Linked DNA regions of Mus musculus: all the other regions are linked to region 3. Evidence: chromatin loops called from intact Hi-C (ENCODE). Cell type or tissue: left cerebral cortex. All regions are shown on one strand. Region 1 overlaps Irf2 (interferon regulatory factor 2). Region 2 has its middle 37 kb from the start of Gm39170. Region 3 has its middle 51 kb from the start of Enpp6. Region 4 overlaps Cenpu (centromere protein U).

Region 1 (2,500 bases), 120 kb before region 3:
GAACCCAGAATTTTCTTTCTTCCTTCCTTCCTTCCTTTCTTTCTTCCTTCCTTCCTCTCTTTCTTTCTTTGTTTCTTTCTTTGTTTCTTTCTTTCTTTCTTTCTTTCTTTCTTTCTTTCTTTCTTTCTTTCTTTGCTTGCTTGGTTGGTTTTTCTTTGAGACACAGTGTCACTGTGTAGCCTAGGCTAGCCCCAGACTTGCAGCAGCTCTCTGCCCTCAGCCTGTCTAGTACTGGATCATGGACCAGAGCCACCACAGCCACCACGAGTGACCTTGCTTTCAGTCTAGGGACATTTTCTATGTCTCTTTTTATAAAACAAAACAAAACACAGCATTATTTTCTCCCTATGATTATAAAAAAACTAATTATTAGCCATACTGTTTTCCATGGTGATATTTTTAGACCTGCATTTTGAGTGTCCCAAATATATCTCTACATCTCAGTAAGAGATGTATAACTTTTTTTTCCCACCACAAATACCTAGTTTGAAGAATTCACTGTACTCTTAGGTGTGATTGTCTCATATTTAGTATGTTCACAGCATTCAGTGACTAGCATAGAGCAAACTATACATATCTGATAACTGAGTGGGAGCATGAACATTTATTAAAAACGCAGATATATTTATTCTGTATGGTGGGAGTCAGGGGCTTTACAGTACAGATTTAATTTCATAATTGCAGCGAGTAGAAAAACAACAGCAGAATAACATTTACTTTTCACTATATTTTCCCCACACGTAACCACTATATTCCATTCAGTATCAAATACCAAAGGTTATATGGCTGGCCGTTACGTTATGTCTCTTTAAGACAGACACACTACTTCCGGTGAAGCAGTCAAGGCTGAGACATGCAGCATCCCGGGGCTGTAGGAATGTAAGGAAATGTGCTTCCTAGGGTGGGTGGCATGTGGGGGTCCTCGTAAGAAAAGGGTAGCTTTGGTTACATCAGCCTCGTGGGGCCACTAAAATGTGGTAGGCACAGCCCTGGTGAGACTTAGCCATGTTCATCCAGGAAGTGAGCGGCCTTAAATGAAGCCACGTGGGTGGAGCTCCTGCTCAGGAGCATCTGTTATGAAATCCTTGTGTAACAAAGCTATGATTAACACTGTGTTCCTCAAGGGACATTGTTCCTTCAGCGGAAGGCTGATGAATCATACTTAGTGCAGCCTAACCTTTGGATGTAGCTATCTTTTGCATTTGTCTTGCATGCAGTGTTATAGTAGAACGTGTATCAGGCCGGTGGGTTTTTCCCAATTCTGGGGTTTATAGTTGCTAAAGGCATTGATCGATCTGCAGAATGATTCCAAAGTTAATTCCACAATGGCTTTGGGATCATTACAGTTAAAAGATTGTCTTTAATAAAGGATTAATAGTCTACTTTTTTGTTAAAAGTCTAAGTATGTAAGCTGTGCCAGGTTTGATGGCATATGCCCTGTAATCCTAGCAACTGGGAAGTGGAGGTAGAGGGTCAGGAATTTTAAGGTAAACCTAGGCTACATAGGAAGTTTGAAGTCAGCCTGTGCTACAATAAATCCTGGTTCATAAAATAAAACAACCACCAGCCATACTGGGCCATGGACACATTCACTGTATGTTCCTTGCTGTTTCAGAAAATAGTTTCTCCAAGGATCCGTGGAGGGAGGACGTTGTCAGAGTTAAAATGGAGTCACTGGGCATGGTAGTGTTTTCCTGTCAGTCTGGCCTTGACAAGGCTGGAGCAGGGGGATATTAAGTTTAAGGGAAGTCTGGGCTTCATGATAAACCCTTATCTCAAACCAAGATGAAGTTGGTTGTGCCAGCTCTTCCCAAAGTCAAGGGGTTTGAAGAAAATGCTTTTTATGCATGGATAGCTGACAATAAATATGTTCTAACTTTCCTTCATTCCAACCTGTGTTCATCTAAACACAGACAAATTCCACCTCAAACAGAAACTGGGGTGTTGTAACTGGCTTGGCAGAAATGAAGGTATTTTTGAAGAGAAGTGAACAGACAATTCAAACAGTGGACCCCAAAGAAATGGGACGTTTCCCCAGAAATCTCTTGCAGGGAGAAGGAAAAGCCCCCAACCAATGGGGAAACTTGTCTCCCAGTGAGATTTCACACCATCCTAATAATTTGTTAGACCACGCTTTCATCTCGAAGCCTGTTCTGCAAGCCATGTTTGGTCGCCCATCCTCAATAGCCACTTAAAAGAGCCAAATTAATAGTAGAAAACTGAAAATTGAGATTTTTTTTCAATATGACAACATTGTGGAGAAGAACAGAAAGATCCGGTAAACCCTCAGGTCCATCTTTAAGAACCTGAAAGGCCACCATCTTCAGGGTCCCGAAAGGCAATAAAAGTTTAAATAGAAGACAGAGAACATGAACATCTATCTACACAGTGCTGGTCAAGGTGTGGTCCTGCCCACCACTGACCCATCATGTTCTGGGCTTCAGTTACATTTTGTAAGGCCATCTAATTGGAAGAGCTACACCTCTAAAATATCTTCATT
Region 2 (2,500 bases), 68 kb before region 3:
TTATCCATCACAAATTTTGAATGTAATATTTGGATATTGGTTAATAAACAATGATATCTGTTGTACTGTTCGTTGTCTGGGTCAGTAGAGATTAGTTGGAGCCAGTGGCTTAATCCCTTGTTCAAGATGTCTCTAAGGTACCCTATTCCTTCTCCTGTGATGCCTTCTGTGTTGTTCAATAACAACAGAGCAAAGCCCTTTGTTAAGGACAGGCAGAGACAGACACACAGGCACACAAAACCAGATATAGATAGGTATACACTGAATACATGTATACAATACATACACACACATACACACACACACACATATATATACACATATACATATATATATATATACACACACACACAAATAAACACACATATGATACATGCACACACATGTTACTTACACACACAATGCATGGGCACACAATACATACACAGAGATACACACACAAATATATATATATATACACATATATATATATACACATATATATGTATACATATAAACACACACAGATACACAAACACAGAGAGATGCATATACACAGATATATACACACAGATACACACACACACACACACACACAGAGAGAGAGAGAGAGAGAGAAACAGATTTACAAGACAGCCTCCAGGCAGCAGGCACAGATCCAGACTCATACAACAGCTAGAGAGAGGACAGAAGACACAGGGAGTGTAAAGTAGAGAATTCAAGTCTGGATTTGCTCTTGGTTAGTTGATTCCACGGGAAAGTGCTTTCATTTCTTTCCTTAATGTGACATCTACCTGTTGTTATTAGTGACTCAGAGTTAGTCACTTGTGTGTTTAATCTATGCACACCCCTGTGTAAATTTTTTTTTAAATCTTTAAAAAAAAATGCCAATTGCGTGAAATTCTCACTAACACCTGGCGTCACCATCCCATTTCCTTGAGAATGTTGTCCTTTTGATCTGGATATATCTAGTTACTAACGATGTTGATCTTCTCATGTTTAATGCACTCACCTAAGCAGGCTTCTTTACTGGGCCACCCAGTCTTTACTATATAGAGTGCACAATGTGAAACGCATAGGCACAGATAGTGGGAAATCTTGTAAGCTTGTAAAGGTTACAAGGATGGGGCACTAGAGAGGATATGTTGGGGAATACTGCCCTATATTATTAAAGAGATCCAGACTATGCTAGTCTAATGTGCTGCTTTGCCATGAGGGGTATTTGGGTCTAAAACAACTGGAAGTCAGTATAAACAGGGAAATTCTGTTGCCGTTTTCTCACCTAAAACCCAAGAAGTAAAATTCCATCTGGAGAGATTTTTCTCCCCCACTTCTGTGTCAGGAGGAGCTGATCAGAGATGGTTGGCACAAACATCTTCTATAGTTTCTTTCCCCAAGTTTCTCAACCCCACTTTTCTGGGTTTCATACCATCACAAAAGATAAATGAAATGTGTAATGCCTTTTCAAGTATTCACCCACTCCAAGGATCACATGCTGTGTCCTTGTCTTTCCAGACAGAAGAAGAAACAAGCTGATCTGCTTCAGCTGTCGTCAGAACACATTTCACAGATGAATTAGTTTCCTAGAGCTGTTGTAAGAAGTTACTATAAACTTAGTGGCTTAAAATAAAAATTATTCTCTTGGAGTTCTGGAGGCCAAAAGTTTGAAAGCCACGTGTAACAAGGGACATAGTGTCCCAAAGCGCCTGTGTGTCTAGCATCCTCAGACATTCTTGGCTGCACAGTTACAGCACACTTATATATATATATATATGCCTCTGTCTTCATGTGTTCTTCTCAGCATTTCTCTGCGCTCTTTCCTTTCCTTATGGAGCTGTCTGTCCATCATTATCATTAGAGATTTCCCCCCTCTCCTCCCCTCCCCTCCCCCTCCCCTTCCCTTCCCCTTCCTCCTCTTCCTCCTCCTCCTCCTCCTCTTCCTCCTCCTCCTCCTCCTCCTCCTCCTCCTCCTAGGTCTGATCATTTGTTACTTTTAAAGACATATTTTTAACTGGACTCAGAAATACAAGCTCTTACCTAGGACAGTCAGCATCTCTTGGCAATCTGTTTCTTGTTGTTAGTGGTGTTTTTTATTTTATTTTTAAATTTTTATTCCTTCAATCTGTTGGCCAAAAGTTTAACATATTCACATTCGTCTTATTTTTTCTTAGTGTGAAGTGTCTTCAGAGCAAGACCTTGGGACATGTAGAGTCACAAGACATTGAATCTTGTGGACTTTGTCCTAGGTTTCTTAATTTCTTTGTTTAAGGGCTTTCTGACAACTTATCAGCAGATGTCTTCTGTAGAGAGACTGAAAAGCTTTTGGGTTCTGCTGGTTCTTTAAAGCTTGAAAGACTTACACTGCTTCCAGACCCTCTTTCACAACTTCATTGGAAGCCTTCGTCAACCCGTGACTCATGCATTCTGCATGCAGGCAAAACCAGAATCAAGAATCAAATGTGCCAGCCAATTTCTGGGACTGACTTCAGCAGTAGCTGGGTCTGTTTGGAGTCAACTATGG
Region 3 (2,500 bases):
TCAATATTCCCAAATGGCTGTCTTGGTCATCAGCCTCTGATACTTTTGAGAGATAGTAGCATCATTAGGGGATGGAGCCTAGTGAAAATAAGTTAGGCTGTTGTGTCCTTAAAGGGGGTCAATGTTTTCTTCTGTCTCTTTGCTCCTCAGCTCCCATGAGGCGAATCCCACTCCAACTTCTGCCACTTGCTTCCGCCCCCACATCCTCCGTCATCCTAGAACCAATGTGTGTCATCTACTTGTAAGCAAAGGCGAAGTGAAACTGCCAAAATTAGACAGCTCTGTGGGTGAAGGAAAACAGTTTATTCAACCACCAAGGCTGTCTCCTGGGATTCAGAGAAAACAGCATGGATATCGGCAGAGTCCTGCCAGTTAGAAGGAGACATGTTGCAGCGGGTGGAGGGTGGGTTAGCTGGAGCGGCCTGGGAACGAGCATGGGGCTCTGACCCACTGGGGAACTGTTTAAGTTAATAGGGAACTCAATGCAATTTCCGGAGACTGCAGGAGCTTATAAGAAGGTAACAGTTTTCATGGCAAGCAGAAACCCATTTTACAAGATTTCTAAGGAATGCTAAGTGTTGACCTGGCCCAAGTAAGCCTGAGCCGAACCCAGATTGTCATTTTTGGGGAGTCGAGACCCGACACAAATGTAGACTAAAAATCTCTGAAAGTATTGGTCACATAAACCTGGTGTTTACATTGATTTATCTCAGGCATTCTGTCACAGCAGCGGGACATGAGGCATCTCCCCACTGAGGCAGAGGGTCGGTGGCACCCCTAAGAGAAAATCCCGTCTTTACTTCTTCCTATGGATCCTTTGGGCATAAATTCAGGTCCAAATTAGGATTGGCGGATTGGCGTAAGGATCCACAGTGTATCATCCTTCAGGAGGTTCCCATTGGTGTAGATGTGGTCTGGTCTTGGTGAGGTCAGGGTAGCGGCTTTCCCCCTCTTTCCCCACTAGAGGGCAGAGTTCACATCTGCTCCCGGATCTCTGGGGTGGATAAGCCACAGGCTGCATCCCAGCCGCAGTTCTTTTCCTCAGTGCAAGGCAAAGCCCCAAGGTAAGATTTGTCCACACCTTTCTCTTGCTCCTATCAAGAAAATGGCCACGTGTATTGAATCCCATGAACGACTACACAAAAAAGCAAGTGATTCCTTGAAAACCAAGGAAGAATGGTAGAAAACTAAGCAGGTGGTGCAATTAGTGGGAAAAAAAATCCCGTAGGCAGGATGGATTTAACATCGTGGGAACGAGAGAGAGAGAGAGAGAGAGAGAGAGAGAGAGAGAGAGAGAGAGAGAGAGAGAGAGAGGAATGGAGTGAGGGAAGAAAGGGGCACTGTGGTTTCAGCATTTATAAATGACGAAGGTGTCATTTGCCTTCTCCCAATGCAGGCACAGGTGCTTGGGTGACACAGGACCCTTTCTACACCAGGGAGAGGGGGACCGGGCTTGGTGTAGACCTAGGTGAGAAGTGATAGACATCCCAAGCTCTGAGCAGTTGTGGCTTAGGAAAAAAAAAAAGCAATAAAGCAGCAAACATAAATTTACCTGGATCTCGAGTATGATTTAGAGGAGGGGGGAGGGGAGAGAAGAGTAGAGGAGTTGGAAGAGGAAGAAGATGGAGGGGGAGGGGGGAGAGGAGGAGGAGGAGCAGCAGCAAATGGGAAGAAATACAAGAAAGAGACAGCCCAGTGGCTGGGAGAGGACATCAGGTGTCTGGATGATTCTAGAACCCATAACCCGTCAACCAGCCTGCTTTCCTTTGGCCTTCATTTTTTCTCTATTGCGTATGTTTGTTTACGTGCTGTTCCCCTCATACCCGTGGGCACCAAGCATTTACTACGACAAGGATGGACCACAGGAAGTTCCTAACAAGCGGGTACTAGCATGGGCGAGAAAGAAGCTCCAGGAGGGCCAGATAGCTGCGGGGCAATCAGTTTAGCCAGAGTGCCAAACCCCTGTCCCAGACAGGCTCAGGGCCCTCCCCATCTGTTCCCTAGCAGCTCTGGCTCCTGCGGGACCAGCCACCAGCTTAGCGATGGCACTCACAGGGTTCCTGTTCGCTGTTCTGCCTTCGAATCTGAAAACACACTCCAGAGCTTTTCGGGTTTTTCTTAATTTCCAGCCTGATCCTGTTTTGGCTTTGGGGCAATACTGACACCAAGTGTTGGAATCTACAGGGTTGAAAGGAAAGTGAGACCGGGAAGGGACCCTCCACAGGATGGCTACCCACATTACTAAGTGAGCAGGGACGTTCACTGGATGGTGACCTGGGCCATGCTCCCTGCTGTGTGCACAGTGTGGACTCACAGCAGGTCCTTCCACAGGAGAAACCATTATTCAAAGCCTATTTGGTGTTCGTTACAAAAATTTAATAAAAACAAGCTAGTTCTTCTTGAAGGATTTCTTTCTTTGTTTTTCTTTTCTATGCTGCGAGTTGAACCCAAGCCCCCTGCATACCAAACACTCTACCACAGACCCTCTTTTGACTGGTTA
Region 4 (2,500 bases), 370 kb before region 3:
CGGCAGGTGCTGATCACGTGGCTCCTGAAGTGTGGTGCCTGCAAAGCCAGCCAGACGCTCCAGGCTACAGAAGTGTTCTTACTCACACTTAAGAGCCCGCTGTTCACAGGCACCACTTATTCCAGAGGGAGGGAATTCTGCCTGCCAGTCATCTTGGAATTCTTCTTAGCACAACCCTGTGATCTTCCTGATGGATCCTGTTAGGAGTTGGTTTCAGGCTTCCTTAGGAATTGGGTCGCTCGCAGCCTCCGGCCAGCCAGGGAGTGTTTCTCAGCGAGTTTGCGCTGCTGTCCTCTCTTAGGTGATCCCATAGGCATAGTTAAACTTCACCACCCCAGTGTGCTGGGTGCTGCTGCTTCCTGTACTGGGACCTGCTTGGCCTGAGATTATGTATTAATCTTCTCTAAGTCCTAAATAAGTCAAAAGCAGTTGGTGGTTTGATAATGTTGTCGTCCTAATCCTTAAATTTCAAGGAAAATAATTTTTCCTAAATTAAAGAGTTATATTGTTTGTTTTCTTATTTGGTAGAAAACTCAGAAGAAAGTGCGGCCGTCTCCTGGCAGGAGGAAGAGACCAAGGCGCGGACACACAGACACAGGTACTGATGGCACTCTGTGGCTCGTCACTTGTACAGGGTGTCTCAGGAAGAAGGCTAGTTTAAGTTGTCTTAGTTGTCGAAATAGCAGACAGGTTTGTTTTGTGGGGGAGGTGTTGAGATAGGGTCTCGCTGCATAGCTCTAGCTGTTCTGGAACTCACCGTGTAGACCATCTGGCCTTGAACTCACAGAGGTCCATTTGCCTCTGCCTCCAGAGTGCTGGGACTAAAGGCATACACCATTACTCTGACTTAAAATGCCACTTGATTAAGAAATTATGGCTTTGGAATAACATTTTTAAATCATTTTGTCATGAAATTTTTAAAAATGAATATTTATACATGCATACAATGTGCTTTAATAAAATCTAACCCCCATTCCCTCCCCTCTCCTCCTCACTTGTCCAAACTTCAGTTCCCAGAACCCACATCAGGCAGTTTACCACAATTCCAGGATCAGTGCCCTCTCCTGGCCTTCACGGGTACCTGCGTACATTCACATAGACTCATAGACATCATAAAAGTAAAGAACTTCTGATAAAAAGATGGGCTTCCATGCTGCAGTCTGTGCTCTCTACACTCTGCTGTGGGGGCTGAGTGTTGAGGTTTAGGCTTTATAAACAAAGCCTGTATGGCCCACCCTACCCTCTTGTTTCTCCTCCCTCCCTCCCTCCCTCCCTCCCTCCCTCCCTCCCGCCCTCCCTCCCTCCCTCCTTCCCTCCCGCTTGCTTGCTTGCTTGCTTGCTTGCTTGCTTACATTTTTCTATCCCTTGCAGTGCTAGGGGCTGGGCTCCCAGCATTGCCCATCCTGGGAAGGTGTCTTGACCACATCTCCAGCCTCTTTATGAGCTGCTCCCACCCCCTGAACAGTTTTATGTACAATTTTATCAAGGTGTTTTTATTTTTCATAGAGGAGTAGAGAGTCAAGTCATTGAGTCATAAAATATAAATCTCCCAATTTCCCAAGTATTGTAAACCCCTACTGTATGCTATTTTGTTTAAAAAATGGTACTGAAAACAGAAATAGCAATGTCATGGGGACCTGTGTAATAAAGTTTAATGTGGCTGTAAAGAGGCCCCATTGCAGCACATGACAGGTGCACCCCTGTCCCAGGAAGCAAGGGGGTGACACAGGCAGGGCCGGCAGACTGCCCTGGCGCAGGAAGAGGCGGTTGTGGCTCTAGCTGTGTTTACACTCTGGTGGGGCTGCTTTTGTTCAGGGTTTCAGAGCCTGGGCCTCGAGCCAGGTTACAGATATCGAGTGTATAAACTGACAATGTGCTTGATATTCTAGATGGTTCTGAAAGTATGCATATCTGGTGTCTGGAAGGAAAGAGACAGAGTGACATAACGGAGTTGGATGTTATTCTGTCTGTATTTGAGAAAACCTTCCTGGAGTATAAGTAAGTCCCTTGATGTTGGCACTGGTGGGCCTGGTCAGCTGTGCTCGGAGTGGCACTGGGTGGGTCCATCCCTGTTCCCGATGTTGTCACGCGTCAGATGATTCTGTGCGTTCATTAGAGTCCCTTTGCGTACATTAATTATGCTAGTGCGAGTTGTTGGCTCATCTATTCTCGACTTCCTCGTAGACTTTGATCTAGAAGTGTGTTTCTCCAGTGCTGTTGGTTTTTCTCAGTCAGGTGGTGTATGGCAAGTATGGCCCACTCCAGTCCCTGTTAGCTCCCATGAGAGCAGCGATGGGGAAGAGCCCACGGCTGCATAGCCTGCGTCACTCATGGCAGAGAGCAGCCGCCACATCAGGGCTTCACTCTTGTGCTAGGTACACACACCCCTTCAGTTGTCTGGTCCAGCCTCGGGTGGGGAAAGTTGAAAAAACAGCCCAGTCAGTCAGGTTTGGCCTATCTTCCACCAGCACAAATCTGGCTTTGTTCTCTCCTTTTTTTT

The links. Hi-C counts contacts between places; a loop is a spot of excess contacts. Peaks named below come from ENCODE experiments on the same cell type or tissue, not always from the same donor. Only the 100,000 strongest peaks of a DNase experiment are listed, where the experiment ranks them.
Region 1: it touches region 3 in a loop (4-fold over the local background); 2 of 42 quality-filtered maps call a loop at or near these places.
Region 2: a loop joins it to region 3, with 2.0 times the contacts of the local background. A loop is called at or near these places in 6 of 42 quality-filtered maps.
Region 4: a loop joins it to region 3, with 3 times the contacts of the local background. A loop is called at or near these places in 9 of 42 quality-filtered maps.

What each region holds. Positions count from the first base shown.
Region 1 is chr8:46,810,403-46,812,902 of GRCm38, forward strand. All of the region lies in intron 5 of Irf2 (interferon regulatory factor 2), which reads left to right. Among named protein-coding and RNA genes, the nearest start is that of Gm39170, 19 kb to the right of the region's middle. In left cerebral cortex, no CTCF peak of the experiment used is centred here; a DNase peak (open chromatin) is centred at 1,050; H3K27ac peaks cover 1,729 bases.
Region 2 is chr8:46,866,031-46,868,530 of GRCm38, forward strand. No RefSeq gene overlaps it. Among named protein-coding and RNA genes, the nearest start is that of Gm39170, 37 kb to the left of the region's middle. In left cerebral cortex, no CTCF peak of the experiment used is centred here; DNase peaks (open chromatin) are centred at 1,518 and 2,397.
Region 3 is chr8:46,934,138-46,936,637 of GRCm38, forward strand. No RefSeq gene overlaps it. Among named protein-coding and RNA genes, the nearest start is that of Enpp6, 51 kb to the right of the region's middle. In left cerebral cortex, CTCF peaks have their summits at 956 (motif pointing right) and 2,166; DNase peaks (open chromatin) are centred at 235, 919 and 2,115; H3K4me3 peaks cover 623 bases; H3K27ac peaks cover 781 bases.
Region 4 is chr8:46,568,082-46,570,581 of GRCm38, forward strand. It overlaps Cenpu (centromere protein U), which reads left to right. Exons shown (of 13, transcript NM_027973.4): 7 at 529-598; 8 at 1,890-1,998. Among named protein-coding and RNA genes, the nearest start is that of Cenpu, 17 kb to the left of the region's middle. In left cerebral cortex, a CTCF peak has its summit at 1,067 (motif pointing left); a DNase peak (open chromatin) is centred at 58; H3K27ac peaks cover 14 bases.